6 separate regions of the Homo sapiens genome follow, and regions 1, 2, 4, 5 and 6 are each linked to region 3. The links are chromatin contacts, found by Hi-C or POLR2A ChIA-PET in ENCODE. All regions are on one chromosome and are shown on one strand. The core of a region is the stretch at or near the end of the contact, and the rest is flanking DNA. Distances in the headings are between cores, read along the strand shown. Region 1 overlaps FNBP1 (formin binding protein 1). Region 2 holds the start of TSC1 (TSC complex subunit 1). Region 3 holds the start of NUP214 (nucleoporin 214). Region 4 overlaps NTNG2 (netrin G2). Region 5 holds the start of TOR1A (torsin family 1 member A). Region 6 holds the start of AK8 (adenylate kinase 8).

Region 1 (4,573 bases), core at 1,351-3,850, 1.2 Mb after region 3:
GTTGTAAGATGACTAATTTTAAAAGAACCTGCCCTGAAAAGTTCTTAGAAACGCAGTGAAAGGGAGGAACTTGTCCTTTACCCAGTTTTTCCTTTGTAGGATGGGAAAGTATAAAAAGGCACAGAAGGTTGTCATGGGCTGTTCCTTGGGGGTTTTTATCCTGCTCACCGTGGAGATAAGCCTGCGGCTTGTCTAACCAGCGCAGCGCAAAGGTCTCGATGCCTTTTGGTAACATCCGTCATTGCAGAAGAAAGTTTACACGACGTCAAAAAGTGACGTTCATGCTAAGTGTTTTTCCAGAAATATTGGTTTCATGTTTCTTATTGGCTCTGCCTCCTGTGCTTATATCATCCAAAAACTTTTTAAAAAGGTCCAGAATTCTATTTTAACCTGATGTTGAGCACCTTTAAAATGTTCGTATGTGTGTTGCACTAATTCTAAACTTTGGAGGCATTTTGCTGTGTGAGGCCGATCGCCACTGTAAAGGTCCTAGAGTTGCCTGTTTGTCTCTGGAGATGGAATTAAACCAAATAAAGAGCTTCCACTGGAGGCTTGTATTGACCTTGTAACTATATGTTAATCTCGTGTTAAAATAAAATATAACTTGTGGCTCCGTGTCACGGGACTGTTTTGTTGCATGAAGATATGACCCTAGTTGTGGAAGCAGCCTGGTGTCATTGGAAGCCCCCTGGGCTGGGGAGCTGGCCCCTGGGAGGAGCTGGAGACCTAGATAGCTCTCAGTTCCACCCCCATCCACGGTGGAGGGGGAGGCTCTCAGACCGTGGTGACGTGGAATTCGGGCTGATGTAGTGCGAGGATTGCGAGAGGCTGCTTATGGCCAGGAGTATTTTTTGCATGCACATTCAACTGGTTGCTGCTCTAGCTCTTTGGGGACCTCATTGCTTGGGGCTGGGGCAGGAGGAGGTGGTGAAATGAGGGCACACCTGAGTTTCATTATTTATCTGGTATCACCAGTGCTCAAGCCGGTACTCCTGGTGGCGTGGCTGGAATCACTAGTTTCTGTGAAGCTGCAGGCAGTGCGGAGCTGTTTCACGTGGACAACTCGAAAGGGCAGCAGCCTTGTGCCTGGCACTGGCTGGACATGTGCAGTGGGAGGCCCCGTTTCCACAGCCAGCTTTGAAAATTTCACCCTGGCCTTTTGGGGGAAGATAGGATTGGTTTGTGCCCACACTTCTCTGTGTCCCAAGGGTTTTTTTTTTTTTTTTTTTAGCACTGTTTTAGGAAAACAGTTGTCCAGGAAATGACATATTCGCAGCTACACCAAGTGCAGACCTGGCAGCTCTGCTGATGCCAAGCATCCTCACTTGCGGAGGGCAGGAGGTGAGGGCACCAATATGGGGCCATTGGTAACCTCTAACCACAAGTGCGTGCAGTTGGCTTCAAGGCACCATTGAGAATTGCTGGTTCCCAGTGTGACACAGTGTGGCACAAGGGAACAAGGTGGATCTACTGTTATCCTACCCGAAACCCTCTCCTCTAGGTTGTCAGCAAAAAAGTCCACTTGGGAAGAATATTTCGGGACTGCGCCCAGCCGTCTGTGGGGCGGAGACGGGCTGTCTCCACCTGTGAACCCCCCCATGCCCCACCCGCCCCTGCCGAGCCTTCTCCAAGAGCCGCACCAGCGCTGAGAAGCCTAGAACAGAGCCTGCTGGTTTGGGGCCCCCATTTCCGCGGGTGTGGACATCACAGAGGTCGGGAGCATTGGGGGCGACTAGTTTGTTTTCTGCTGCACTGGGGAAGCCTCTTGAAGTAGGAAGTTCCTGACTCACCGGCTCCGGGGAGGCCACAAGCCTGTGGGGCCGGCTCCTCCAGCGGGTCAGGAAATACCGGCCCGCCCCACGCCCTCCACCCGCCCTGGGCACGCCCGGGCCTGGGAGGCGGCTCCTCCGTCCGCAGAGGTGGTGGGGACCCCTGGCGGGAGCAGACGGCAGAGCGCAGCAGTGGAGGGAGCAAGAAGGGCCCCCTGCGATGAGGAACGAGATGGCGGTGGACAGAGGCAGGATTCGGTCGTGCCCCCAGCTTTTTTTAAATTGAAGCGAAAGACTCAGAAATCGTGAAATGTATGGGACAGCCTGGAAGCTCCACTTTGAACTGCTGCTGCCAGAGAAGGATGGTGGGAAAGAGCCACCATCCAGACGGGTTCCCTGGCTCTGCGCACTCGCCTGGGGGAGGCCTCCTTTTCCCTGGTCCTAAAACGCTTTCCCGATAGGGGAGGCAGGGATCTGTGTTGCCAGCGCCCTCTGAGACCCGGGATGAGCGTGTGAAGGCTGCCAGCAGGCACGTGGCAGCCCCTTGGTGTGTCAGCTGCTTCTCCAGGGTCCCACTGAGTGCCCATTCGGCCTTGACTTGAGCACTCCTGCCTCCCGTTAGACCTCCAGATGGTATAGTGACCTCCGCCGGGGACATCTCCGGACCACAAAAGGTACAGAAGAAGCAGAGGAAGGACCCTATCCTTGTCCTCAGAGCTAAGGGGCCGAAAGCTGTGGGAGGAAACACGGACCCACTGTCCCCGTCGGGGATGGGGAAGGCTCCCTTCCTCCCTGCGGCACCTGCTGGACGGACGTCTCAGCCTAGGACAGGGCCGCATCCCTTCAGTCCGCACAGCCCCTGGCTGCCACGCTGTGCCGAGCCCTGCCCTTGAGAACCTGTTTCCAGTTCCAGCTCTCCACAGGCCCCCTCATCTAGGCTGGTCCCGGGTCAAATCGAAGGAAGGAATGGAGGCTGCACCCTGAGAAACCCTGGGACACCCTTCCAGAACATACATTGCCTAGGCTGTCTACTGCTCCTAGCTTTCCCCAAAGGCGTGTGTTTCTTCTGCGCCCAGCTCACCCTTGCTCCGTCCAGGTAGCAGGTGTCTCTCTGTGTAGGTGAAGTTGCAGAAGGGACGAGCCAGAGGGGGCTGTGATTCCGAAACCTCTGCTCACTTCCCCCAAGGCTCTCTGGGGCTCAAAATTAGGTAGCATTAAGACCCTCAGGATAATTTATGTTTGCACTGAATTTAAAACAGAACAAAGGTAGGAACTACACTTTTTGGGTGGCTGCGCCTTGCAAATGTATTCGGATGCAGGTTTGTGAGCAGCGCCATGGCCGACAGAACCACAGGCAGGCGGCAGGTCTCCTGCAGCCTCCCCCACGGTGCAGGGGCGCCTTTCCGGCTCCTCTAAGAAGCGCTGCTGAAGCCACGCCCTGGCTTAGCGCGGAGGAGGAGCCACCGTGGGGCACCGTGGGGAGCGAGGCCTGAGCCCCGCCTCCCCAGTCACCGAGCACTTCCTGTCCCTGCTCAGTAATCAAGCACAGACTTCAGATCTTGGCATCTCAGTCTGAACTCCTTAAAAGCCAGGTATTTTAAAAGAAACGTTTTAAGGCAAATTGGTACCTATTTCCAGCCCACCTTTCTGTAGTGCAAGAACTGTCTCCAAACCTCCTAAATAAATCTTCCAGACAAAACTTTCATTCTCATTTTCCATGTTCAATGTCAATCACGTGGATTGACACATATCTAACCTTCAAATGTAAACAAAGCCAAAAATATTGCTTAGAGATTCCCACATAAAGACAAAGGTTGCTTTTTCCTCTTCCGGGAACGCTGTCTACAGGCACTCAGCATGGCCCAGTTTCCCAAACCGTCATAGGCTTTCCTAGAATACAGCCTCTAACAGCACTAGGCCGGCCCGAACCCCTGGGAAGAGAATCGTTTACCTTTATACCAAGATTGGGAAACTGCCAAAGTCTGCACATGGCATGGGCCTGGGCTGACTCCGAGGGGTTTGTGCTGTGAGACCTAAAGCTCCTATGAGACTGCCCCAAAGCAAAAACATGTCAGCAAGCGGCCAGGCGTGGTGGCTCACGCCTGTAATCCCAGCACTTTGGGAGGCTGAGGCAGAAGGATCACTTGAGCCTAGGAGTTCGAGGCCAGCCTGGGCAACACAGTGAGACCCTGTCTACAAACAAAAAACCCATCAGCAGTGCATCTGGTGCTTCTGTGTGAACGTGTTCCCGACAGGATCAAGTGTGCCTTCCTCATCAAGGAGCAGAAAGTTGCTGGGAAGGTGTTAAGGGCAGGAGCACAGTCAGAAAGCTCAATTTTAAAATGATGTTTTGGCCGGGTGTGGTGGCTCATGCCTGTAATCCCAGCACTTTGGGAGGCTGAGGCAGGCAGATCACAAGGTCATGAGATCGAGACCATCCTAGCTAACACCGTGAAACCCCGTCTCTACTAAAAATAAATAAAATAAAAAATAAAATTAGCCAGGCGTCGTGGCACATGCCTGTAGACCCAGCTACTCCAGAGGCTGAGGCAGGAGAATTGCTTGAACCCCAGGAGGCAGAGGTTGCAGTGAGTTGAGATTATACCACTGCACTCCAGCCTGGGCAACAGAGTGAGACTCTGTCTCAAAAAATAATAATAAAATGAAGCTTTTTTCAGGAAAAAAAAAAAAAAAAAAGGCGGGATGAGGGAACCACATGCAAAGAGCCACCTCTGGGGTCAGGCAAGGTGGCCGACTCCGGAGGGGCCCCAGGCTTTCCATGGAACTGGCAATGTGTCATCTTG
Region 2 (4,649 bases), core at 1-2,500, 1.8 Mb before region 3:
CTCACCCAACACTTTTTTGCCCCTAGGCTCTTGCTCCTTTGGTTCCCTCTGCCTGGAATGGCCTTCTCTCCCGAGCCGCCTCGCCTGGTTCTATTAGGTTGATGCAAAAGTCATCGCGGTTTTAATGGTAAAAACCGTGATGACTTTTGCACCGACCTAGTATTTCACAAAACCTACATTTCCTTTAAAACCCAACCTGATGCCTACTCCTTCAAAATGCCTTTCATATCCCACAGTTCGACTTCATCTCACTCTGCCTCCTCTCACAGGGCTTTGTGTTCGTGCTGGATGGAGCCCATCATACTCAGCCTCGCAATAAAGGCCACCTATCTAGTGAGTGAGCATTTACTAGGCGCAGGACTCTGGGCTAAACGCTGTCCATACTTCATCTCCTTGATTCTTCACGTCACAGATGTCATTATGCCCATTTCACAGAGGAAGAAACTGAGGCTTGGAGGACTTAAAGCCTTGTTTCAGCAGGAAACGGAATAAGGCGTTCTGATTTTCAAGCTGTCTCCTATTAGGGCTGGTTTCCCCTAGATGTCATGAGTAGGTGTGAAGTGTGAGCTACTTGAAGGCAGAAGCCAGGGGGGTCCCCCGCAATCCCGGAGGCGGGCTTCTGAAAATGTTTAGCCCAGGAAGGAGGGCTGCCCTGGCCCGCAGCTTTCCGCCCCTTCCCAGGTGAGCTGCAACTCCAAAGCTCCCAAGCAGGCCCTTCACCCACGCGGGCCCCAGCAGCTCCTTGGGAAACAGGATCGCTGCTCTGAGGCCGCCCACAGAGAGACCCTCGGAGGGCGCCACGCAAGCGAAGGGCAGAAACGACTCGGGGGGCAGGGGCAGGGCGCTCCAACCACACCCAGGCGCCGCCAGCTTGTTTACGCCTCTCCGCCGCGTCCCCCCGCCCGCCAGTCACGTGACCGCCCGCCCCGCCCCCTCGGGCTCTCGCGTGGCTCCTCCCGCCGCGCCGGCCCTTCTTTTTGCCTCCTTCGCGGAGTCACAAGATCTCTTCGCAGCCTCCTTTCGGATCCTTCCGCCCGGCCCCGCCCCCCTCCATAAAAACCCTCCTTACTTTTTTTCTCGTCCAACCCACATCGTCAGTTATGAGTGGAAGAGCCTCTTCCTTCCGGCGGGGCTGCCGAGCGCGGCCGTCTATCCTTCCTTTCGAGAAGGAGGGGAGGTCCGGAGGGGGACTCTTTTTCGTGGCGGAGGCCGCCGTCGGCCTTGGCCCTTTCACGACGGGGGAGGTGCTGTACGTCCAAGATGGCGGCGCCCTGTAGGCTGGAGGGACTGTGAGGTAAACAGCTGAGGGGGAGGAGACGGTGGGTGAGTATGGGGGTGTCTCCCCCTCCTTTTTATGGGGGCTTCCTGGGGCAGCCCCGGCACCATGACTCCAGCCGGGGAGGCTCGGAGGGGCTGGAGCAAGAGACTCACTTGCTTGGTAGGGATCCCGGGGAAGGGGGGTTCGGAGAGCTCTCCCCTCCCTCTTATTACACGCTATCTCCGGCTGGCCCGGCCGGGACTGGCGGGTCCCTGGGGAGGAGAGGCGAGCCGGACGGAGCACTTCGCCCCTCCTTGGCCCCCGAGGGGACGGCTGCACCCTGGGCCTCGGTCCCTCGGGCAGGGGCGAGGTGGGCCCCTTCGTCAGTCCCTCACTTGGTGGGGTGACAGGTTCACGCTAGGTGCGGAGGGCAGGGTAGAGACGCTTGGCGGGAGGGGAAGGGTCGCGAGGGTGGGGCTGGTCCCAGAACTTAAAGAGAGGGGTCGGGGTATAGGGGCGTGGAGAATGAATGGAGGTCGCCTGTGGGGATCAAGGACTCGCCTGGATTCGGTGTCTCCGCTGAAATTTGCATGACTCGCTCTGGGTGTACTTGTGGGTGTTTAATTGGTGGTGAAAGACAGTTACCTTAAAGTGGGCAAAGGGGATTCCTAAGAGACAGCTATTTGCAGAGCCCCTCCTAGGCGTTCATTCATTCATTTGAGGAACTGGAGGATGAAGAGCCTGCAATCGGAGGGACCTTGTAGAATTAAAGCTCTTTCTTTGTGTTTCCTGTTAAAGAGTTTTGCTTTGTGTGTTTTGGATGTGTGGTGAGGACTTGGGAGGGGACGCGGTCCTCCTAAGAACAACAGCTAACGTTAATGGAGTGCTCTCTGTGTGCCAGGCACTGTGAAAGTGCTTGGCAGTCATTATCTCCTTTGGTCCTCACGACAAAGAGAAGAGGCAGCCACTGTTAACACCTCCAATCTTCTCAAATGAAGAAACTGAGGCCCGGAGAGAGCAGGGTACTTTGCCTAAGTTCACACCCCAATTGTATCTGAGCCAGGACTGGAACTGCTGGGATCTGACTGACTCCAAAGATATGACTCTTAAATTTATCTGTTATTTGATCAAAGCTGGCCTGTAAGTGATTAAAATTTATCATTTAGCCAAGGTTTATGCACGTGTGTCTGTTTAATGTTGAAGTGGGGGGATGCACTTGGCTTATCCGCCTTAGCTTTTGTTTGGGATGGCAGTGTTGTGCATGTGAACTTGTTAGTCTAAATTAGGCTAAAAAGTATTTGATAGTTTAATAAAACTGATGAGTTTACTGAAGAAAGAAGTCCTGCTAAAATCCTTGCTGGCTTTTTTTTTTTTTTAAATAGAAAGCATACAAATAACACTTCACGTTGCATAGAGTAAGCTATAAAAGTGCTAAAATAGAATAATACTCTTCTGAGATACTTTGATTTATAATTTTGGGATCAACTTGGAGTCATCTGAATTCAAACAGGCCGGCAAAGTGGAGCTGTAAATTTCAGGAAGCATTATAAAACCTAATCTTTGGGGAGCCTTTGATTTACCGAGCAACCACCTGTGATTCTTAAATTGAACATTCCTGAGTAAATCTGGAATATGCAAATGTGAAAACTGATTTAGGGTTGTGTAGGGAAATGCACCTTTAACAGTCATGCATCAGGCAAATGAGGCTCCTCAGAAACAGTGAAACATTCTTTGCTATTGCCCTAGGGAGCTGCAGAATCTTCCTCTAACCACCTGGTGTAAACTTAAGGGGTATTTATAGAAGATGTAAACGGAAAATATCCTCTTACTAAAGTTAATATCTTATCCAAAACACTCTTATATCACGTGCCTAGAAGGGCAGATGATGTAAACTTTCTCTGCTGCATGCATTTCCTGGTGTCATAAACACTTGGTACGTTCCTAAATTCCTGGTTAGAAAGCAGGTGGCTACCAGCCTTCTTGTTTCCATAAAATTAGAGTGCTTCAGGTCCTGTGACTCAGTTGTCCTCTTCCTCACTGGGTTAAGAGTAAAAACTGATACTGCTACTGTTGTGGTGTAATATGATGCCTTCTGTGCATGCCTGGTTTCATTCGTGAGATGAAACTTAACAGTCTTACTAGGGCAAATCTAATATATACCTCTATATGTAATGTTTGCAGAATAATGAACTTGGTGGAAACGAGATCTGAAACCCTAGTGCTCATGAGAACCTTGATGTACAGATATTTGGCACTATACTAGGTAGACCTACATATTCGGACACCTTGTATATATATTTTGGAAGAAGACTGATTCTTATGTGCACCGGAGGTTGAGGACCACTGGCTTCAAGTATCATTCTGGCTATTTTCATTTATTATTTATCACAGAGGTATTTCTTAAAATAGCTTGTAGCCTTTTATTTGTGTAGTGGTGGGTGAATTTTGGGCTCTGAATTAGAGCTGACTTGTTCTTATAGCTCTGTCTTCATTTGAAGTTTGTTTGGCTACAGGTATGTTTATTTCTGGGTTCCAGGGCCATAGTGAACTAAAATTAGCTTTTCCTGGAATTAATTGGATATTCTTGAATGCCGATGAGCCAAATATAGCAATATCTCAACCATTTCAGGCTTTTCTAGAGAGTCAGATAGCTTTTGACCTTCAGTGGGTCACTTAAGTTCTGTGAGCCTGTGTCTTCATCTGTGAAGTAAAAGTTGGAATGTAAATTAATGAGTATTTCTAGGCCTACATTTCTGTGATTTAAAGTCCTTTGGGGTGTCATTTAAATATTCTGACTAAATCGATTGAGTCAACCTGTTAATGGTTTTATAAAAACCAAGCAAATTGGTGACTTTGAGCCTACCCTGTTGGGTGAAGATCTGTTTATCATTTATCCTTTCCTTTACATCATAATACTCTTTGAAAAGGTAATTCCCTATAAGTTTCCCATATTATAAATCTCTGAAAGGTTAGTCTTTGCATTGGTTTTGTCATTTAAGTAGCTGAAGGCGTGAAAGAAAAGTGTACTTAATAGCGTTAAAATCTGTGGCTGTTTGCTTGAAATGTGTATATGTAGTATACACTCAAACACTGAGTTTGTTTTTTTTAATCTCAGATCATGAATTGGTAACTAATATAATTTGGGTAGCATGAAATACTCATTCTCCATTTAAATTCATCTGAAAGAGGTAAACTGTCAGCAGTTTGAGATTATTCTTTCTCTGGTTTACTTTTTAAGACTGTAGTTGCTAGAAATTAGTAACTTTATGTCTGTTTTCATGGGAGAGAATAAAAATGCAAATTTTATATACTGTGTATAAAATACACTGTCTCAGGACCTTGTCAGTTTCTTCTTGTCCTTTCTCTCGTTCAGTGCTAACTTTTATTATGA
Region 3 (4,513 bases), core at 826-3,325:
ATCTGCAAGCCACTGGCTCCACCAGCGAAGACCAGACCATATTTGTTGGACACAGCAAGCAGACTCGAGCGTTCCTTGGGCAATTCCTCAGGGGAGTCAAAGATTCTCACCTTCTTTAGCGCTCTAAACTGAAAATCCTGTTGTGAAGAATCAAAACGAGATCAATTCAATAAAGAAAGAAATTAAAACATGTTATATTCAGTAGACCCAATTTCAGTACAACAAAAATATGTATTACTGAGACCAAGGTCTGTCTCAATTGTCTTTTTTTCTTTTTTGAGATGGAGTCTCGCTCTGTCGTCCAGGCTGGAGTGCAGTGCAGCGATCTTGGCTCACTGCAACCTCTGCCTCCCAGGTTCAAGCGATTCTCCTGCTTCAGACTCCCAAGTAGCTGGGATTACAGGCACCCGCCACCATGGCCATCTAATTTTTGTATTTTTAGTAGACACAGGGTTTCATTATGTTGGCCAGGCTAGTCTCGAACTCCGGACCTCAAGTGATCCATCCACCTCAGCCTCCCAAAGTGCAAGCTCACAGGCATGAGCCACCACACTCGGCCCTCATTTTTTTCTGATATGGAACACTTCATGAATTTGTCTGTCATCCATGTAAAGGGGCCATAATAGTCTTCTCTGCATGATCCCAATTTTATATGTGCTGCCAAAGGGAGTGCGAGATTACCATCTTCTAAGTCTGTGGTTCTATTAATAAAACCTTTTTTTCTTCTACCCCAGCATATCTGAGGAATATGACACAACCCCATTAGGTGGCTCACCACAGGTGGTGATTCTCAAAAAATAATCACTATTCTAGGACAGCACGGTAGCTCACGCCTATAATCCCAGCACTTTGGGAGCCAGAGGAGGGCGGATCACGTTAGGTCAGGAGTTCGAGACCAGCCTGGCCAACATCGTGAAACCCAGTCTCTACCAAATGATATAAAAAATTAGTGGGGCGTGGTGGCAGGCGCCTGTAATACCAGCTACTAGGGAGGTTGAAGCAGGAGAATCGCTTGAGCCGGGGAGGTGGAGGTTGCAGGGAGCCGAGATCATGCCACTGCACTCCAGCTTGGGTGACAGAGCAAGACTCTGTCTCAAAAAAAAAAAAAAATCACTATTCTAAACATGGTATTACTATGCCCTAAATGCATTTTAGTGATTTATTGTTCACACAGATGCCTAAAATCTTCCTGCAACTTACTTCTTTTCACTATTTAAAACAGATGTAGCCCGTCTGTTGTACCCTCATTCTGTCAGAACCCATATAAGAACTATTAAACACACCATCCTGAAGTTATCCCTGGGGGACTCCCACGTTGCTATCACTGGGACCACTTGGCCCTCCCTTTAGGTTCCTGACTTTAGGCTGATATACCGAGGTCAAAATAGTCTTCCTAGTCCAATCAACTAAAGGTTCTGCAGGATGGATGACCTTCCCTGACTCTACGTTAGGCAAGCCCGTATCACCTTACAGAAGTACTGGGAGAGCAAAGGTCTTAAATGATGCTGGCTTTCAGCCCCGCGTCAAATGTGACTTTAGGGAAATTACTTTCCGAGCCTCAACTTACTCCTCTACGTTAACGACTACTTCGTAGGGCTGCCGCGATGACTACCACAGTGCCTGGCACACAGTCAACACTCAATAAACAGCAGTTATTGCCACTATTGTGACCGCCCCAGGAAGTAGCTAGGGTAACTCAACAGCCGTGCACGAGACCAGGATGGGACTGGGAAACTGCATTCGGTGGGGCTATCACGCCAGCGGCGCGGCAGACGCGCTGGTGAGAGCTGTGAACGCGGTAAACTGTTCAAGCAGGAGGCGGGACAGCCAGCACCGCGCTTCGCCTTTCAGCTGGGCTCCAAGGCAACGCCAGGACTAAAGAAGGGAGGGAGGCCCCGGTTAGTCTCTGACCTTCATCTCCCGCTCGGGAATCATGGCATCCATCTCGTCTCCCATCGCGCCGCCCTCAGTGTGTCGAAGCAGCCAACGCTGCCTCCCACGGCCTTGCCCACGGAACCCAGGCCGCTCGACAGCAAACTTCCTCCCCTCAGCGCCAGCGGCGCGCAGTTGACCTCGCATTTCCGGCGCGCTTTGGTGACGTCAAGCTTGGTCAGAGGAAGCCGCGGAACCTAGCGAAGCCGCGCGTTCTTCCGGCCGCCGCTCCCCATTGGCCAGCTCGGGCTGAGTAGTGGCGTGGCCGTGAGGTCCCTGCGCCTGCGCCCTGGATGGTCCTGGTGCCGCTCCCGCCTTCGCAGCCAGCGCGGGCTTACCTAGTGTTAAGTCTCTCTTCTTGGGTGGCCCACGCCTAAGCGACCTATGCTTCTTGTTCTTCTGAAATCTTACAGTTCCCCTTAGATGTAGGTTGGCTATTGGTAGCTTCCGATTCAGATAAGTTTGGAACTTGACAGATGTTTTCGGGGGGCTGCTTTAGAGAGAGGCTTTGGACTATGCAAGGGGAGGAAGGGAGGTTCAGAAAAACGGGGTCGGGGGGTCGGCAGGGACGACTCTTAAAGTGTGGAAGGTGGAAGGCTGGGAGGGGAGATTAAAGGGCACCGAAGACCAGCTTTGTTTGCTCCTATCAAGGTGATCCTTTCCAGAGCAAGAGCCATATCCATGTCTAGTCGCACGAGTTTGTGCCAAGTCCTTTGCAAAAACCTTCAGATGTGGGATCTCATGTAATCTTGAAGACATCTTAGTCGTCCTAGGGGTTATTTATTTAATTGATGAGACGCGGGTGGCTCATGCCTATAATCCCAGCACTTGGGAGGCGGAGACAGGAGGATTGCTTGAGACCAGGAGTTTGAGACCAGCCTCGGCAACATGGCGAGACCCCGTCTCTATAAAAAACAAAACAAAACCACAAAAATTAGCCAGCAGTGATGGCATGCGTATGTAGTCTCAGCTACTCGGGAGGCTGAGGTGGGAGAATTGCCTGAGCCCAGGAGGTTGAGGCTACAGGGAGCTGTGATTGCACCATTGCACTCCAGCCTGGGTGACAGAGCCAGGCCCTGTCTCAAAAAGTAAATAAAAGGCCGGGCGCGGTGGCTCACGCCTGTAATCCCAGCACTTTGCGAGGCCGAGGCGGGCGGATCACGAGGTCAGGAGATGGAGACCATCCTGGCTAACACGGTGAAACCCCGACTCTACTAAAAATACAAAAAATTAGCCGGGCGCGGTGGCGGGCACCTGTAGTCCCAGCTACTCGGGAGGCTGAGGCAGGAGAATGGCGTGAACCCGGGAGGCGGAGGTTGCAGTGAGCAGAGACAGCGCCACTGCAGTCTGGCCTGGGCGAAAGAGCGAGACTCCGTCTCAAAAAAAAAAAAAAAAAAAAAGTAAATAAAAATAGGCTGGGAGCAGTGGCTCACGCCTGTAACCACAGTACTTTGGGAGGCCGAGGTGGGTGGAACACCTGAGGTCAGGAGCTCGAGACCAGCCTGGCCAACATGGTGAAACCCCGTCTCTGCTAAAAATACAACAATTAGCCGGGTGTGGTGGCGGACGCCTGTGTTCCCAGCTATACAGGAGGCTGAGGCAGGAGAATCGCATGAACACAAAAGGTGGAGGTTGCAGTGAGCTAAGATTGTGCCACTGCACTCCAGCCTGGGTGACAGAGTGAGACTCTGTCTCAGAAAAAAAAAAAAAAAAAAAAAAAAATATATATATATATATATATATACACACACACACACACATATATATATACACACACACACATATATATATATATACACACACACACATACACATACATAATAATAATTGATGAGGTAAGGGAGGCACAGAGAAGTTGAGAAAATTCTCCAATAGCCCTCAGTCAGAAAGTGGTGGTGACAGGATTAGAATTGAGATCGTCTGGATAAGGCTGACTGATGGTATTAAAGTCCTTCATAGAATACATTTCTGTAGTGAATTATAAATGCTCTAGGACAGAGGTTCTTTTTTTTTTTTGAGACGGAGTCTCACTCTGTCACTCATGCTGGAGTGCAGTGGCGCGATCTCGGCTCACTGCAAGCTCTGCCTCCCGGGTTCACAGCATTCTCCTGCCTCAGCTTCCCAAGTAGCTGGGACTACAGGCGGCCGCCACCACGCCCGGCTAATTTTTTGTATTTTTAGTAGAGACGGGGTTTCACCGTGTTAGCCAGGATGGTCTCCATCTCCTGACCTCGTGATCCGCCCACCTCAGCCTCCCAAAGTGCTGGGATTACAGGCGTGAGCCACCGCGCCCGGCCGACAGAGGTTCTTAACTTGGACCTCATGGGTTGGCTCCAGGGGGGTCGGATTGTGCCATTTACTGTTTGGCTTGCAGCACATTGCTTATTCAAGCCTACTTTTCAGTTGTGAAACAAGGATGACATAATAGAACCTGTCTCTTGCAGGGAGGTGGTTAGGATAAGTGAATTTCAGCTGTCTCAGACAAAAGGCACAGGACATGCTCATTTAATCTCTTACTATATTAGCTAGTTCGCAATTTGCTGAGCCCAGAACCAGCCCCAAAATACACCAATCAAGACGT
Region 4 (4,592 bases), core at 356-2,855, 1.1 Mb before region 3:
GAGAGGTGTTTTATTTTATCTGGGCACTTTGGGTCCCAGGCAGTGGGGTTCTGTGCGTAAGGAAGAATGTGAGGGTAGAGATGGGCCAGCTGCAGGAGGATGCAGGGCCTGTCGGAAGGCACTTCCGGGTCAGCAGGGTGCTGGGGGTGGGAGCAGAGAGAGGAGGCCAGGAGGGGCTGGTGTGTGGGCTCGGGACACTGTGAGTCCTATGCAGTGTCCCGTTGTGCCTCCCCCTCCTTTTCTGTGTTGTAATCTCCTGCTGTCCCCAAGGCCAAGTTTGTTCCACTTGGTCTTAGCTTAGCTTTGGGGACTCAAGGGAAGGACCCAGGTCTAAACCTCGCAGCTGGGAAAGAACAGGTGTGGTGGCAGAAGCCAGTGCTGGGAGCACCTGCAGGTGGAGCAGTGGCAGCAGTTAGCAACCAGGACCGGACCCCCGGCACTGCTCTGAAATAAACATAGGTGGACAGGAGGCTGGACCGAGGGGGAAGTGTGGCCCCAGGGCTGGAGACACCAAGCGGAGATGGGAGAACTGCTGGATCCTCTGAATCAGAGGCCCCAGGGGATGAGCCCCGAATCTAGGAGCTTCCTCACCACTCCCAAGCTGCCCCTGTCCCCTCCAGCACCCCTTCCTAATCTTGAGAAGGTAGGGAGGACAGGGCCGGCACGTCTGGGGTCTCTGCACTGCCCGCCTCTGCCCACCTGGCCATCTGAAACTCTGGAAGGAGGCGGTGGCCGAATTGTGGGTTCAGCTTCATCTGATATTGGACTTGAGGCTCCGGCTGCAACAGGTCTGAGATGACACATCCATCGGAGGTGGCCACCGAGACACAGTATAAATCAGAGCATTGGATTCAACCTCTGCTAGGATTCTCCCTGAGTCATTTCCCTTGGACTTCTGTAGAAAAGGGCCAATACACTCCGGATTTCTTTTTTGGGAAAGGAGGGAGGCAGCCTTTCAGTGTGGGGAGGCTCCTAACAGGTGGGGCACCTGCAGCCTGGCCGCGGGGTGGAAAACTCTGCCAGCCAAGCCTGCGGGGAGGGGGCACTGCCTGCTGGAATCCACAGAAAGGCCCAGGGAAATGGTGGCCCCAGTAGGGAAACCGTTTCTTTAAGGCTGTGTTGTGGATTCCTCTGTAAGCCCCACACCTGCCCACCGTCCCCAACACAGAAAGAAAACAGGCCGTGGAGGCAGCAGTGAGCAAACTCTTTACTCCTCGGATTCTCCACCATCGGCCCCCGCGGTGACCAGTGCTCCCGCCCCGTCCCCCTTGCAGGGGACAGTGAATACAAACAAAAATAGTTCTCTACAGAACGAAGTTTCCAGGCCCCCCACCCCTTCCTTCTCTCCTCCTCCCCCAGACGGTGAGTTCCGTGGTCACCGGGCCTCCGGTGAGGCCTGGGGTCTGGTGGGTTGCAGGAAAAATAAAGAATAGAAAACAGGACCAAGTCAGCGACTGGAATTGTAGGCAACTGGAGGTCGGGGTCCGCCGCCGCCCGTGAGCCTGGCACAGGCCAGGGGGTGTCGGCCACAGTCCCGTGTGTGTAAGTGTGGTGGGAGGCAGGACGGGGTGTGGGGCGAGCAGCGTTTCTCCCGACCCTCTGGCTCACCGCCAGAAAAAAAAAAAAAAAAAGAGAGAGAGAGAAAGACAAAAAAGGAACTGGGCGGCGGATAATACAAAAGAAAAACGAAACCAAATCGCAGGCGCGGGGACCGGAGTCCCAAGGCGCCCCTGCTGCGGGGGGAGGGCAGTGCGGGCGGGAGCGCGGGCCGGGCGGGGGGCCCTGCTGAGTAGCACCTGGGAGCACCTCGGGCCGCACCCTTCTCACCGCCCGGCCTCGGACGCCGGCCCCGCCCCGGGACCCCGGGACCCCCGGCCTCCGGGTGCGGGGAGCGTCCTCCGGGCGGGGCTCAGCGGCCCAGGCGGGCGGCCAGCCCCAGCAGCAGCAGGCAGCCGAGCAGGGTGGCGGGGCGCGGGGCGGCCCCGGGCGCGCGGTCGCAGTCCAGACCGCCGTCATCGTCGGCGGGGTCGCAGCGGGGCTGCTCGCAGCGCACGCCGGTGTAGCCGCGCGGGCAGGCGCAGCGCTGGTTCTGCAGGCAGGTGCCTCCGTTCTGGCACAGCAGCTGGTCGTCGTCGCACACGTTGGCTGCAGGCGGAGGGGGCGGTCAGCACGGGGGGTGGCCCGGTCCCCCCGCCAACCTCCGAGCTCCTGCGAAGCAGGGTGTGCGAGATCCCGGGGGCGCCGTCTGGGCCGGGGATGTAGGAGGCTCCAGGCGCGCTGGGTGCGAAACGTCCCCCCTCGGAGGGTGACGGCGCCCGGGCGAGATCTGGCCCCCGGCTGCCTCCCACCGCTGCCCCTCTCTCCCCGCCCCACTGGCCTCGGTGCTGTTCTTCAGACGCGCCTGCAGTCTCCAGAGCTGTGCACGTGCTGTTCCACGCGCCTGGAGCCTCCTTTCACCCTGTGCCCGCGGCTAACGCCGACTTGGACAGCCTCCCTCCCTCTGTCCCCGCAAATACCTTTCCAACCAACCCCAGCTCGGTCTTTCTCGTAGTTCCCACCAGGCACCACCGTGCCTCAGGTCGCATCAGGCCCCGCCCCGAGCTCTTGGACCCGCCCCTCGGCCCGGCCCCGGACCTCAGCAGCATCCTGTCCCCGCCCACCTGCCAGCTCCGTCTCGCTAGGCCCCGTCCACCGCCCCCGGGTCGGCCCCATCTCACCAGGCCCCTGCCAACTATCCCAACCCTGCCCCGCTCTCACTAGGCCCCACCCACTGCCCCGGCCCTGCCCCGTCTCGCGAGGCCCCGCCCACCGCCTCTTCCCCGTCCCACTAGGCCCCACCCACTTCCCCGGCCCTGCCCCGTCTTGCTAGGCCCAGTCCACCGCCCCTGCCCCGTCCCACTAGGCCCCGCCCACTGCCTCGGTCCTGCCCCGTCCCCTTTCCGCAGGCCCCGCCCACGGGGGACGGCGCGCACTCACGGTAGCAGCCCTGGCGCCAGTAGTGCGTGGGGAGGCAGTCGTCGCACTTGGGGCCCGCCGCGCCCTCGCGGCACTCGCAGAAGCCGGTCTCGTTGCACCGGTCGTGCACGGAGCCTATCTGGTTGCAGTTACACTCTGGACGGACACGGGCACGGGCGCGCGGTCAGGGCTACGTGTGGGCGCCGTCTTCTCGGACCCCCACTCTCCCGGCCTCGCAGGGAGCATCTCCACACTCCCCAGGGGATGCTCCCCACACTGGGTCCACGTGAGCCCGCGGCTGGACGGCAGGTGGGGACTTCCCAGGGTGGCCAGGCCTGGAGAGAAGACTCTGGCTTCCTTCCTTGGGATCAAACACGTCCCAGCCCCACCTTCCCCGCCCTGGCACTGGTGTGGCCTGGGTCAGCCCCTTCCCCTCTCTGGGCAACTAGAGGGGTCGCTGTCCTTCCCATCTCCAAAGAGCTATGACTCCGACAGGTGGCAGAAACTCAGCAGAGGCCACTGAGCATGTCTGGGGCTGCTGTGTTGTGGGGTGGCCCCCCTCCATAGCTCCTTTGCAGGGGAGTGGAGGAACAGCCTATTCCTGCTCCCGGGGTGGGCCCAGTTGGTTGCCTTGGGGCTCTGTGGGAGAGGGTGAATATCGTCCACCCTGAGAAACCTTGCAGCTCAGTGCTGGCTCTCGGGGTGGAGGCAGGGAGAGCCAGGGAGAGGAGGAGGGTGCCAGGGTGTGGGCACCTCTAATTGGATCCAAAGGCCCTGCCCTGTCCCTGCAGCTGGCCCCCTGTGACGTCAGCGGCTTTGATCACTTAGAGTTGATGGAATTATCTGAAGGCTGCCGCCAGAATTCAGACCGACAGCTCCAGCTTTGCAGGAGCCCCTCCTCTGGGCAGCCAGAGCCTCCTGCTGGGTGGGGGATGGGTGATGGTGTCCCAAGGGGCCTGGCTGGGCAGGGTTGGGGGACAGCCCCTGAGGCCGAGACCTGGCCTCTACTGACGACAGGGGCAACCATTCCAGGCTGGTGCGTTTTGGTTGGCGGTCATGGCTTTGGTCTTTGCCCAGGCCCAGGGCCCTGATGGACTTCCTTCTCTACCCAAAAGCCAGTCCTTGAGTAGAACTTGGAAGAAAGCAGACTGGGTGCCCACCAGGGGTGAAGAGCAGCTTTATAGCTGGACCTGGGCTGGTAAAGCATTTGAAGAAAAGCTTCAGCCACAAAAAAGAGCTGAAAACCTTTGATCTGATCTGCCTCCCAATTTGATGAATGAGGAAGCTGAGGCCCAGGAACGGGAAGGGACTTGCACAAATGCACGCAGCAAGGCGATCTTTTGGCCCCCAACTGGGCCCCTGCAGGAGGAGGGATAGGCTGCTCCTCCACCTTTCTGGAAAGGAGCTATGGAGGGGGACCCCCCCACACACCAGCCCCAGACAGATGCTCAGTGGCCTCTGCCACTGAGTGCCTGCCACCTGCCAGAGTCACAGCTCTTTGGAGCCAGGAAGGGTCAGTGTCCCCTCCAGTTGCCCAGAGAGGGAAGGGCCACTGGTAAGTTTTGCAACTCCAGTGCAAAACTTACCGGAGAACCGCAAGGGTAGGTTACTAATAGAGCAGTTTCTGGAGCTTTCTG
Region 5 (4,527 bases), core at 1,826-4,325, 1.3 Mb after region 3:
AAACTGAATTACTGAGATGGATTTTCTCATTTATTTCAAACAGTGAGCTATGATTGGACCACTGCAGCATAGACATGCTGCAACCTGCTGTCAAGTACCTTCTTACCTGTGCCCTCATTTTTCCTGAGGCATCCACAGGGGTCCAAAAGAGGAAAGAGCAGATTGGCTGACTTCTGGGTGGATTTAGAGCAGGTATTGTGGTTACAGTGGTTTGGCCCAGGAGTCAGATCTGAGCCCACCTCGCAGCTTACTACTTGTGTCCTTGGACAGATCCTTTTCACTCTTAGCCTCAGTTTTCTCATCTGTAAAATGGAGATTTTTTTTTTTCCTCCACTTGAATATGGTCAGTGAAGGCAGGAACCATGTGTGCCTAATTTTTAAATTTGAATCCCCAGGGCATAGCCCATAATCTGACAGATAGGCAGTCCTCAAAACTATGAATGATCCCTATAGTGTTTGGCTTGTAACAGGTGCACAAAAGTATTTTAAATCCAATACGAAAAAGTCGAAACTTAAAAAATATTTTCAGGATATTTCAACAAACATTTACAGGTCCCAGCGATGTGCAGGGGTAACCCAAGATGAATACTAAAGGCCTAGCACATCTGGCACACAGCAACGCAACACGTGTTTATGGGATGAACAGGCAAATAAGTGGATGGTCAACAGTTCTCACTTGCCAGAGTTCCCTTTGCTAGAAAATGAGTAATCTTTTATCCAGCTTAAAAGTGGCTGCCAGATGGAGGGAGCTGGTTCTCTCACTGTTGGGGTGGGAATTCACAGATAAACAAGGGGAGGAGGCTCCAATGATCTGTGTAATGGATTAGAGTTGGAGATGTCAGCACGAGCTCATGTTTAGCTTAATATAGGTACAGATGTTTACCTATAAAAATATTTATAGATATGTGTGTGTTTAACAGTATATACACACATTTTTTTCTGTCAGCTGAGACTGAAAGAAATGACATCTCAATAGCAAGAAGCACACCTAGCACCCAGACCTTGGTTTCTCTTTTTTTTTTTTTTTTTTTTTTTTGATACGAAGTCTCGCTCTGTCACCCAGGCTGGAGTGCAGTGGTGCGATCTCGGCTCACTGCAACCTCCACCTCCCAAGTTCAAGGAATTCTCCTGTTTCAGCCTCCCATGTAGCTGAGACTACAGGCACACGCAACCATGCCTAGCTAATTTTTTTGTATTTTCAGTAGAGATGGGGTTTCACCATATTGGTCAGGCTGGTCCCAAACTCCTGACCTCAGGTGATGCACCTGCCTCAGCCTCCCAAAATGCTGGATTACAGGCATGAGCCACCATGCCCAGCCAGTTTCTAATGCCATTTTACAATGAAAGGAATCAGGGTTCCTCGTAGAAAATAGGATTCTAGGACTGGGGCAGGAAATACAAGATGAGCCCGGAGTATCCTGTAGTGTCAGAAAGGAAAGAGGCACTCAAACCCAAATAAGCTGGTATATACACTGGGTGTATGTCAAAGGAGCACAAGGAACCACTCAAATTCCCAGTGGCCAAAATGAGAACAATTTGAAAAAAAAATTAGTACTGTAGTATAACAAAGGATAAAATAACAATGGTCCACACTGATATAAATGATTGAATACATGGGGGAGAAGAAACAAATCTCCCATGCAGAATTCCAAATAATTTCTGTAGATACTCTGCCCCCAAGGAGGTGGAGCAAAATCCCCGACTCCTTACGTGTGGGCTGTGCATGGGGACGTCCTTCCAAAGAGTACAGTAGAGAAAAGAGGGGTGGGGGGACCTGACAAACACTACTTCAGTCAAGTGATCAAGTCAGCACCAACAGTGGTAAGTAACGTTGAACAGTAAGAACCCTTCCTTGGTAGGATGTGATGAGCATAGCACTTTACCTCTGTGATCTTCCTTCCAAAACGCCATAACGCTTGTCTAATCCTGAGAAAAACATCAAATCCCAATAGAGGGCCAGCCCACCAAAGATTTGGCCAGTACTCCTCAAAACTATCAAGGTCATCAAAAATAAAAAGCTGAGGCCAGGCGCGGTGGCTCACGCCTGTAATCCCAGCACTTTGGGAGGCTGAGACGGGCAGATCATGAGGTCAGATCAAGACCATCCTGGCCAACATGGTGAAACCCCGTCTCTACCAAAAATACAAAAATTAGCCGGGCATGGTGGTGTGTGCCTGTAATCCCAGCTGCTCAGGAGGCTGAGACAGGAGAATCGCTTGAACCTGGGAGGCAGAGGTTGCAGTGAGCTGAGATCATGCCACTGCACTCCAGCTAAAATAAAAATAAAAGGCTGAGACACTGTCATTAACAGTAGTCTAAGACATGACAACGAAATATAATGTGGTATCCTGAATGGAAACCTGCAGCAGAAAAAGGCATTAAGTAAAAGGAAGGAAATCTGAATAAACTACACTTTAGTTAATATGACAACAGTGCATCGTTAATTTTAACAAATGTAGCACACTAATAATGTAAGATTTTAGTAATAGGGGAAATTGCAGGGATGGGTGGCACATGGGAACTCTCTACTATCTTCTCAATTTTTCTGTAAATCTGTTCTAAAAAATAACGTCCGTTATTATTATTATTATTATTATTATTATTTGCGGGGAGGGGACACAGTCTTGCTCTGTCTCCCAGGCTGGAGTGCAGTGGTGAGATCTCGGCTCACTGCAATCTCCGCCTCCTGGGTTCAAGCGATTCTCATGTGTCAGCCTCCCCAGTAGCTAGGGCTACAGGTGCCTACCACCACACCCGGCTAATTTTATATTTTTAGTAGAGACGTGGTTTCACCATGTTGGTCAGGCTGGTCTCGAACTCCTGACCTCAGGTGATCCGCCCGCCTCAGCCTCCCAAAGGGCTGGGATTACAGGCAGGAGCCACCATGCCTGGCAAAAATAACGTCCATAAACAAAAACACGTGGCCAACAGGGGCGGAGCAGAACCGAGTTTCCGGAAGCAAAACAGGGCTTTGTACCGAACAAAGATGGCGGCCGCCGGCGTCGGGAGGAGGGCTGCCCTGAAGAAAGATGGCCTCCGCGAGAGGAGGAACCGGAAGCGTGGGTCTGGCGGCTGCACCGGTTCGCGGTCGGCGCGAGAACAAGCAGGGTGGCGCGGGTCCGGGCATGAAGCTGGGCCGGGCCGTGCTGGGCCTGCTGCTGCTGGCGCCGTCCGTGGTGCAGGCGGTGGAGCCCATCAGCCTGGGACTGGCCCTGGCCGGCGTCCTCACCGGCTACATCTACCCGCGTCTCTACTGCCTCTTCGCCGAGTGCTGCGGGCAGAAGCGGAGCCTTAGCCGGGAGGGTAGGCTGGGGCGGGGGCTGGAGGCTGGGGCTGGGGCTGGGGCTGGGCGATGGCACTAGGGCTGAACTAGGACCAGGGCATGGAGAATGGAGGATGGAGGCCGGGGGATGGCACCAGGGCCGGGCTAGGACTAGGGCTGGAGCGGGGCCTGGGGGCTGGGGCTGGGCGATGGCACTAGGGCCGGGTTGGGGCTGGGGCTGGGGCTGGGGGATGGAGCGGGGCCCGGGGGCTGGGGGTGGGGCTGGGGGATCGCACTAGGGCTGGGTTAAGACCAGGGCGGTTGGCTGGGGCTAGGGGATTGAGGATGGTGGATGGAGGCTGGGGGATGGCAGTAGGGCCGGGCTAGGACTGGGGCTGGAGCGGAGTTTGGGGGCTGGGGCTCAGGAGCGGGGGCTGGGGCTGGGGCTGGGGCTGGGGGATGGCACTAGGGCCAGGCCGGGGTAGGGGTCACATCCCAGGAGGGCCGGGCCTGGGCAGAGCTGAGTCCGCGGGGGCCGGACCCCGGAAGCCAAGCGGCCGGCCTGCAGGATGAGGCCTGGCTCCTCGGCCATGACCACAGACGTGCCAGACTTAAGTCGGAGACCTGAGGAGCCAGGCTGCAGGTTGGCCTACTTTGCGCTAAGCTGGGGGTGGACCAGTGGTAACCTCCCTCCGAAGTGGGTTCTGCCTCCTTTCTAGCCTAGCGGGAGACAGGAAGGATGGTGAGGACTCTTCCGCAGCCGACCAGGAGGGACCAAACTGTTTCCTTTCCCGGCTCTGCCTTGGGGTGGGAGGAGCAGCACAGGGGTTAGGGGTGCAAACTGGTGGCAGTGGCAGTGGCACCAAGGGGCTTTTCGGGAAGGAGTCGGGCCAGGGCTTTAGAATAGGCAGGACCAGCAAAGGGAGGGCTCCCTGGACCGCCGTCCCCTCTGGGCCAGGAGCTTACAGACCGCAGTACTTGAGGTTTCGCAAGGTGCTTGGAGGGCGTCTAGACGGCTTTGCTGGCTTTCTTATGGGCTGTAAATGTGGCTACATTTTGCCGCTGTTTCTTCCCCACTCCTGATTGGCTTTGTCTTTCCCAGCACTGCAGAAGGATCTGGACGACAACCTCTTTGGACAGCATCTTGCAAAGAAAATCATCTTAAATGCCGTGTTTGGTTTCATAAACAACCCAAAGCCCAAGAAACCTCTCACGCTCTCCCTGCACGGGTGGACAGGCACCGGCAAAAATTTCGTCAGCAAGAT
Region 6 (4,544 bases), core at 42-2,541, 1.8 Mb before region 3:
GAGATACTACTACTAATAGTAGCCCCATATATTGTGTGCTTACTGCATGCCAATTACTCTCCAATACATTAGCTCCTGAAATCCTTCAGCAGTTCCCTCTTCACAGGGCAGGAAAGTGAGGCACGGAGCAAGCAGAGAGTTTGCCAAGCTCACACAGTAAGAAGCGGAGCCAGAACTTGAAGCTGGGGCTGTCTGCATTGACTGTGCCATTTTCCCTCTCCATAAGGTACAGAGACAACAGAATTTTGCCGAGAGCACAAAGAGTTCAACAAACTCTTACAGCTCCTACGATTAACGGCAACAGACAAGAGCTAGAGATCCCAATTCAGTGTTGCGACTAATAAAATATCAAGCTGCCCCGTACCACTGGGAATTCATACGACTTAAAAAGCTCCGTCTCCAGCGCGAACCTTCCCCTCGCCCCCACCCCGAGACAGCTGTGCAGGCCCCTCCATCCTCCGGACCCCTCCATCTTTCCATCCTCCACCCCAGCTTCCAGTTTCTGACCCAGAGGCCGGGGTGGGGTCCGAGTGGGCCCACCCACACTCATCCCTGTTTACCCTTGCTTGTCCTAGAGCGCTCTTCGCTCCACGGAGCACCCAGAGAAGTTGGAGTGACTCCGTGAGTGTCGGTGCCCCGGAGGGTGGGGAGGCCCGTTCCAGGACTTGGGAGGCGAGGGTGGGTGGGGACGTCGGGCGAGAAGGGGCGGGGCCGCGGGCGTGATTGTTACCGCCGGTGCCATAGCAATCGGGTCACTTGGCGGCTTGGCCAGAGCCGGGGAGCTGGGAGGGGTCTACCGGGGCTCGACTCTAGGAGTTGGGCTGAGGATTTCCACCCGATCCTCGAACCTCCGGCCCATCTCATGGACGCCCCTCCCCCTTCAAACACCCTCCCCCACATTTATTCCCGCGTCTGTTTTAAAGATGGGTAAACTGAGGCACAGGGAGCCGGGCCGGGGAGCACTGACAGAACCAGAAGCAGGTTCTGCCTCCCGTCCCCTCGGAGGGCCGACTTGCCCCTTCTGGGTTTCGTCGGGGGTCTCAGATACGAGGAGGCCCAGCTGGAAGCCACCTGAGGGTGTCCCCCGCTAAGATGCGCAAATGGGAAAAGCGAGGCCGGGGTTGGGGAAAGAACTTGCCCGAGCCGCAGAGCGCGTCAGCCGGGGAGGTCGGGGCGGGGGCGACCCGCGCGACCGAGGATCGGGTATCTGGGCCCGGCGCGGAGCCTGCAGGGCGGGGCCGCGGCGCGTGCTGATGACGCAGTCGGCGCGGCGGCCCTAGCGACGCGGTTACTAGGGAGCGGCGAGCCGAGACGGCTACATGGACGCCACTATCGCCCCGCACCGTATCCCCCCCGAGATGCCCCAGTACGGGGAGGAGAACCACATCTTCGAGTTGATGCAGGTGACCGGACACCCCTGCCCGTCGCGACGCTGGCGGCGGCTCGGGAGCCTCCACTGCGACGTCGGGTGCGCGGCCGGGACCCGCAGCTGGGGCCGAGTCGCGCGCCCACGAAGCAGCCCAACTCGGGATGTACGATTCGTGTGTCGCCGTGACCCCGAGGGGGCCCTCGAGCTGGGGACGCTCCTGGTCCTGCCCGGGTTTGCCTCAGGCGGACCCAGGGGGAGGAAGGGGGCCACTCGAGCCGGGATTTGGTCCTGGCTGTGCCGCCAGCGGGCCTTATGGTCTGGAACCAGTCCTTTCCTTTTCTCGGTTTCCCCACCTGTGAAATGCCAGGTTGCAAGAGGTGGTCTCCCAGGGGCTCTCCCGGCGCTGACAATTACCATCTGTCGAATTTGTGGGGAGCCTCTCGGCCCAGGTTTCTGAGGTGGGCATTGTCCGAGTTCAAGCTGGCATCTCCATCCTCAGAGAGGGCCGCCTCTGGGACAGCAGCATCTCCCACCTTGGTCCCTCCTCCTCAGGGCCAGACGTCCCCGGCAGCTCCGAAGCTCTCATTCTGGCTCCAGGCCTGACTGGGCCCCCAGCTCACCGTGTGACTTTGGGCGAGGCCCCGTCCCCGCCAGGGCCCCAGTTTTCCCTTTTGCACGTGGTGGAGGTCAAGGCTTTCAGGAGCTGGAGGGGAAGAACTCTCAGCCACTCAAAGGTTCTGAGAGGCAAGGGGAAGCTGGAGCTCAGTTTTCAGATCATTTGTCTGCTTCCCAGGGTACACCCCATCCCCAGGGGCATGGCATGGAGGGCATAGTGGTGTCTGTGGTCATTTGAGGTTCTGCCCTGCACACTAGACAGCTGAGCCCAGACGAAGAAACCCGTGTCTGCACCTCCATCAAACACATTTCCCTCGGAAAGTGTTAACTGATAGAGGGAGAGCAAGAGATTCCTAAAACTGCTTGAGTGGCCAATCACAAATCAAATAGCTAGCTGGGTTAGAAGTCAGCAGGTCAGGGCAGGATGGGGGATCATCTGGAGCCCTGTTGTCTGCTCTAGAGAACCTGGTGTGTTTTCCACATTGATTGTTGGAGGAATTGCCCAGGAAAGCTTTTATTGATTTTGAAACAGGGTCTTGCACTGCTGCCCAGGCTGGAGTGCAGTGATACAATCATGGCTTACTGCAGCCTTGAACTCCTGGGCTCAAGCAATCCTTCTGCCTTAGTCCCTCCAGAGTAGCCGAGACTACAGGTGCAGGCCACCATACCTGGCTAATGTTTTTTTTTTAATTTTAGTACAGACGAGGTCTTGCTATGTTGCCCGGACTGGTCTTGAACTCCTGGGCTCAAACAGTCCTTCTGCCTCGGCCTCCCAACAAGAAAGCTTTCAGTCCAGTATTTCCAGTCCTTAGTCATCTGTGGATTCCCTCCATGTTTTTGACCATTTCCATTTTTTATACTTTTGATTTTAAAATAATGTTAGATTCACAGGAAGTTAAAAAATAGTATGGATTTCTGGTCTCCCCTCCCACATTGCCCCCGTGATAACATCTAACATAACTGTAGCACATTGTCAAAACCAGGAAACTGGCATTGGTACAATAGGATTACCTGAACTGTAGGCCTTGTTTGGATTTCCTCCATTTTTACCTGCATTGATGTTTTTGTTGTGCATACAGTTCTGTGCAGTTGTATCACATGTACAGATTTGCATAACCGCTACTGCACCTCCATTTAAACTAATCACTTGTTTAAATCAACTCACCTTTTAAAAAATTAAATAGCCGCTTTTGCCTCATCCTAAGTGATATCCTTGAAATTATTGATTTGATGTACTTATATTTCTAATACACGTTAAATACACAATGATTTAAACATGAAATGTAAAATATTTATGTGTGAACCATCTAAAATCATCTCATTCCATCATCGCACCAGTGACATACAAACATGAATTCACTCCAGCTGTGCTACTGAACAGGCAGAGAAGCTGAGGCCCAGAGAAGGGAAGGGACTTGCTGATGAGATACAGTGGGGCTGGAACCAAGACTTCTCATGGCTCGGTGCTCTTTCCCTGCCCCACACTCCCTTCACTCCAAGAGGGCTACAGCCCCTCCCTCCTTGTCCCTGGGGCTCAAGGATACCCCTTATTGCAGCAGCACAGCTGCTATGAGCTCCTCCTCATTTCTCTGCCTAGGGTTCTGCAACCCCAGAAGCTGCTTTCTCTTGATATGCTTGCCTGATTGGATGAAATGGCCAGAATATCCCAGGACTATTTAGAAATCTGGCTGGTAACATTCTGTTCCATTCTGGAGAGACACAGTTAGTGGTGACGGTCATGTTCCCCAGCAAACATCTGCGCTGGGCATCTGCTATGACTGCCAGGTATTGGGGTGCCAAGGGCTCTAGGCAGACAAGGAGGCCCACAGAACCCATGGCCTGCCGGGGGGATGGTGGCCTGGTGAGTAGGGACAGGGTGAGGCGTGGAACAGGGCGATGCCCGCAGGCAGGTGCAGGAGCATCTGACATATTTACGTAGTGCACATACTCAGGAAGGTATGTTCCCATTGAGATCTGAGACTGAGCAGAAGTTAGCCAGGATGAGGACAAGGCAGAAGCTTCCAAGCTGAGGGAACAGCATCTGCTAAGGCTCTGAGGGGAATGGTGATGCTTGAGAACTTGGAGAAGGCTGGTCTGGGAAGCTCAAAGGGCCCCAGGGGAGAGAGCCCTGGACTGCCTGCTCTGAATCAGGGGCGAGACTCCTCCACTTCTGCCTCCCCATAGGTGCCTCCGCAGCAGCACCACGTGGCCCCCCTCATGCCTCTGCTCATGGGGACCCAAGCAGATGCCAGCTGGGGCGGTGGCTGGGTCCCAGGTTGAAGGCATGTTTGGTGGGGTGCAGTGGAGAGAGCAGGCCCCATAGCTGGTATCTGTGGTGACCAGGTGCCCTTGCAGGTATTAACCACCTGGGTGTCTGCCCTGCACCCACAGAACATGCTGGAGCAACTCCTGATCCACCAGCCCGAAGATCCCATCCCCTTCATGATCCAGCACTTGCATAGAGACAACGACAATGGTGAGCACTGGCTGGGGCTCTTCCCCTCCTCGTCTTCCCTTCCCCTCCTCCTCCTTCCCCTTCTTCCCTGACTCCTCTGCCTCC

Evidence for each region. Hi-C counts contacts between places; a loop is a spot of excess contacts on that map. ChIA-PET counts read pairs that join two places held with the same protein, here RNA polymerase II (POLR2A). Pooled maps may share reads with other maps.
Region 1: a pooled map shows a loop between it and region 3 (11-fold over the local background). The contact joins the enhancer-like site here to the promoter of NUP214 in region 3. A Hi-C loop is called at or near these places in 3 of 50 pooled maps. POLR2A ChIA-PET finds 5 or more read pairs at or near these places in 2 of 52 experiments (activated naive CD4-positive, alpha-beta T cell and naive thymus-derived CD8-positive, alpha-beta T cell).
Region 2: a map of naive thymus-derived CD4-positive, alpha-beta T cell shows a loop between it and region 3 (10-fold over the local background). The contact joins the promoter of TSC1 here to the promoter of NUP214 in region 3. A Hi-C loop is called at or near these places in 1 of 168 maps with a recorded cell type or tissue (naive thymus-derived CD4-positive, alpha-beta T cell) and 10 of 50 pooled maps. POLR2A ChIA-PET finds 5 or more read pairs at or near these places in 1 of 52 experiments (HEK293).
Region 4: a loop to region 3 is called in a map of CD8-positive, alpha-beta T cell, with 22 times the contacts of the local background. The contact joins the enhancer-like site here to the promoter of NUP214 in region 3. A Hi-C loop is called at or near these places in 1 of 168 maps with a recorded cell type or tissue (CD8-positive, alpha-beta T cell) and 10 of 50 pooled maps. POLR2A ChIA-PET finds 5 or more read pairs at or near these places in 2 of 52 experiments (activated B cell and naive thymus-derived CD8-positive, alpha-beta T cell).
Region 5: a loop to region 3 is called in a pooled map, with 14 times the contacts of the local background. The contact joins the promoter of TOR1A here to the promoter of NUP214 in region 3. A Hi-C loop is called at or near these places in 1 of 168 maps with a recorded cell type or tissue (B cell), 1 of 37 single-sample maps with no recorded cell type and 10 of 50 pooled maps.
Region 6: a loop to region 3 is called in a pooled map, with 21 times the contacts of the local background. The contact joins the promoter of AK8 here to the promoter of NUP214 in region 3. A Hi-C loop is called at or near these places in 6 of 50 pooled maps.

What each region holds. Positions count from the first base shown.
Region 1 is chr9:129,883,223-129,887,795 of GRCh38, reverse strand. FNBP1 (formin binding protein 1) reads left to right here. Exons shown (of 17, transcript NM_015033.3): 17 at 1-609. Among named protein-coding and RNA genes, the nearest start is that of MIR6855, 16 kb to the right of the region's middle. RefSeq lists a silencer at 1,771-2,020 and enhancers at 2,211-2,260, 2,311-2,992, 2,791-3,100, 3,092-3,386. Within about 2 kb of position 2,600, at least 36 of the 41 ENCODE cell types and tissues checked have a DNase peak (open chromatin) inside an H3K27ac peak, as active enhancers do.
Region 2 is chr9:132,941,217-132,945,865 of GRCh38, reverse strand. It overlaps TSC1 (TSC complex subunit 1), which reads left to right and starts at 1,250. Exons shown (of 23, transcript NM_000368.5): 1 at 1,250-1,323. MIR548AW (microRNA 548aw) reads right to left here and starts at 159; the gene lies at 95-159. It also overlaps a transcript of GFI1B not described here. RefSeq lists enhancers at 533-672, 1,033-1,332, 645-1,378 and silencers at 853-932, 1,463-1,522, 1,583-1,642.
Region 3 is chr9:131,123,148-131,127,660 of GRCh38, reverse strand. NUP214 (nucleoporin 214) reads right to left here and starts at 2,075. Exons shown (of 36, transcript NM_005085.4): 1 at 1,912-2,075; 2 at 1-137. The coding sequence starts at 1,956. It also overlaps the pseudogene RNU6-881P. RefSeq lists an enhancer at 1,877-2,176.
Region 4 is chr9:132,239,429-132,244,020 of GRCh38, reverse strand. NTNG2 (netrin G2) reads right to left here. Exons shown (of 8, transcript NM_032536.4): 7 at 2,977-3,111; 8 at 1-2,145. The coding sequence ends at 1,910. Among named protein-coding and RNA genes, the nearest start is that of NTNG2, 80 kb to the right of the region's middle. RefSeq lists silencers at 1,762-1,831, 2,302-2,351, 2,502-2,991 and an enhancer at 3,780-4,297. Within about 2 kb of position 1,605, at least 15 of the 41 ENCODE cell types and tissues checked have a DNase peak (open chromatin) inside an H3K27ac peak, as active enhancers do.
Region 5 is chr9:129,822,684-129,827,210 of GRCh38, reverse strand. It overlaps TOR1A (torsin family 1 member A), which reads left to right and starts at 3,075. Exons shown (of 5, transcript NM_000113.3): 1 at 3,075-3,303; 2 at 4,365-4,527. The coding sequence starts at 3,126. RefSeq lists an enhancer at 2,881-3,190 and a silencer at 3,601-3,690.
Region 6 is chr9:132,875,031-132,879,574 of GRCh38, reverse strand. It overlaps AK8 (adenylate kinase 8), which reads left to right and starts at 1,291. Exons shown (of 13, transcript NM_152572.3): 1 at 1,291-1,403; 2 at 4,376-4,460. The coding sequence starts at 1,320. It overlaps SPACA9 (sperm acrosome associated 9), which reads right to left and starts at 677. Exons shown (of 4, transcript NM_001316897.2): 1 at 561-677.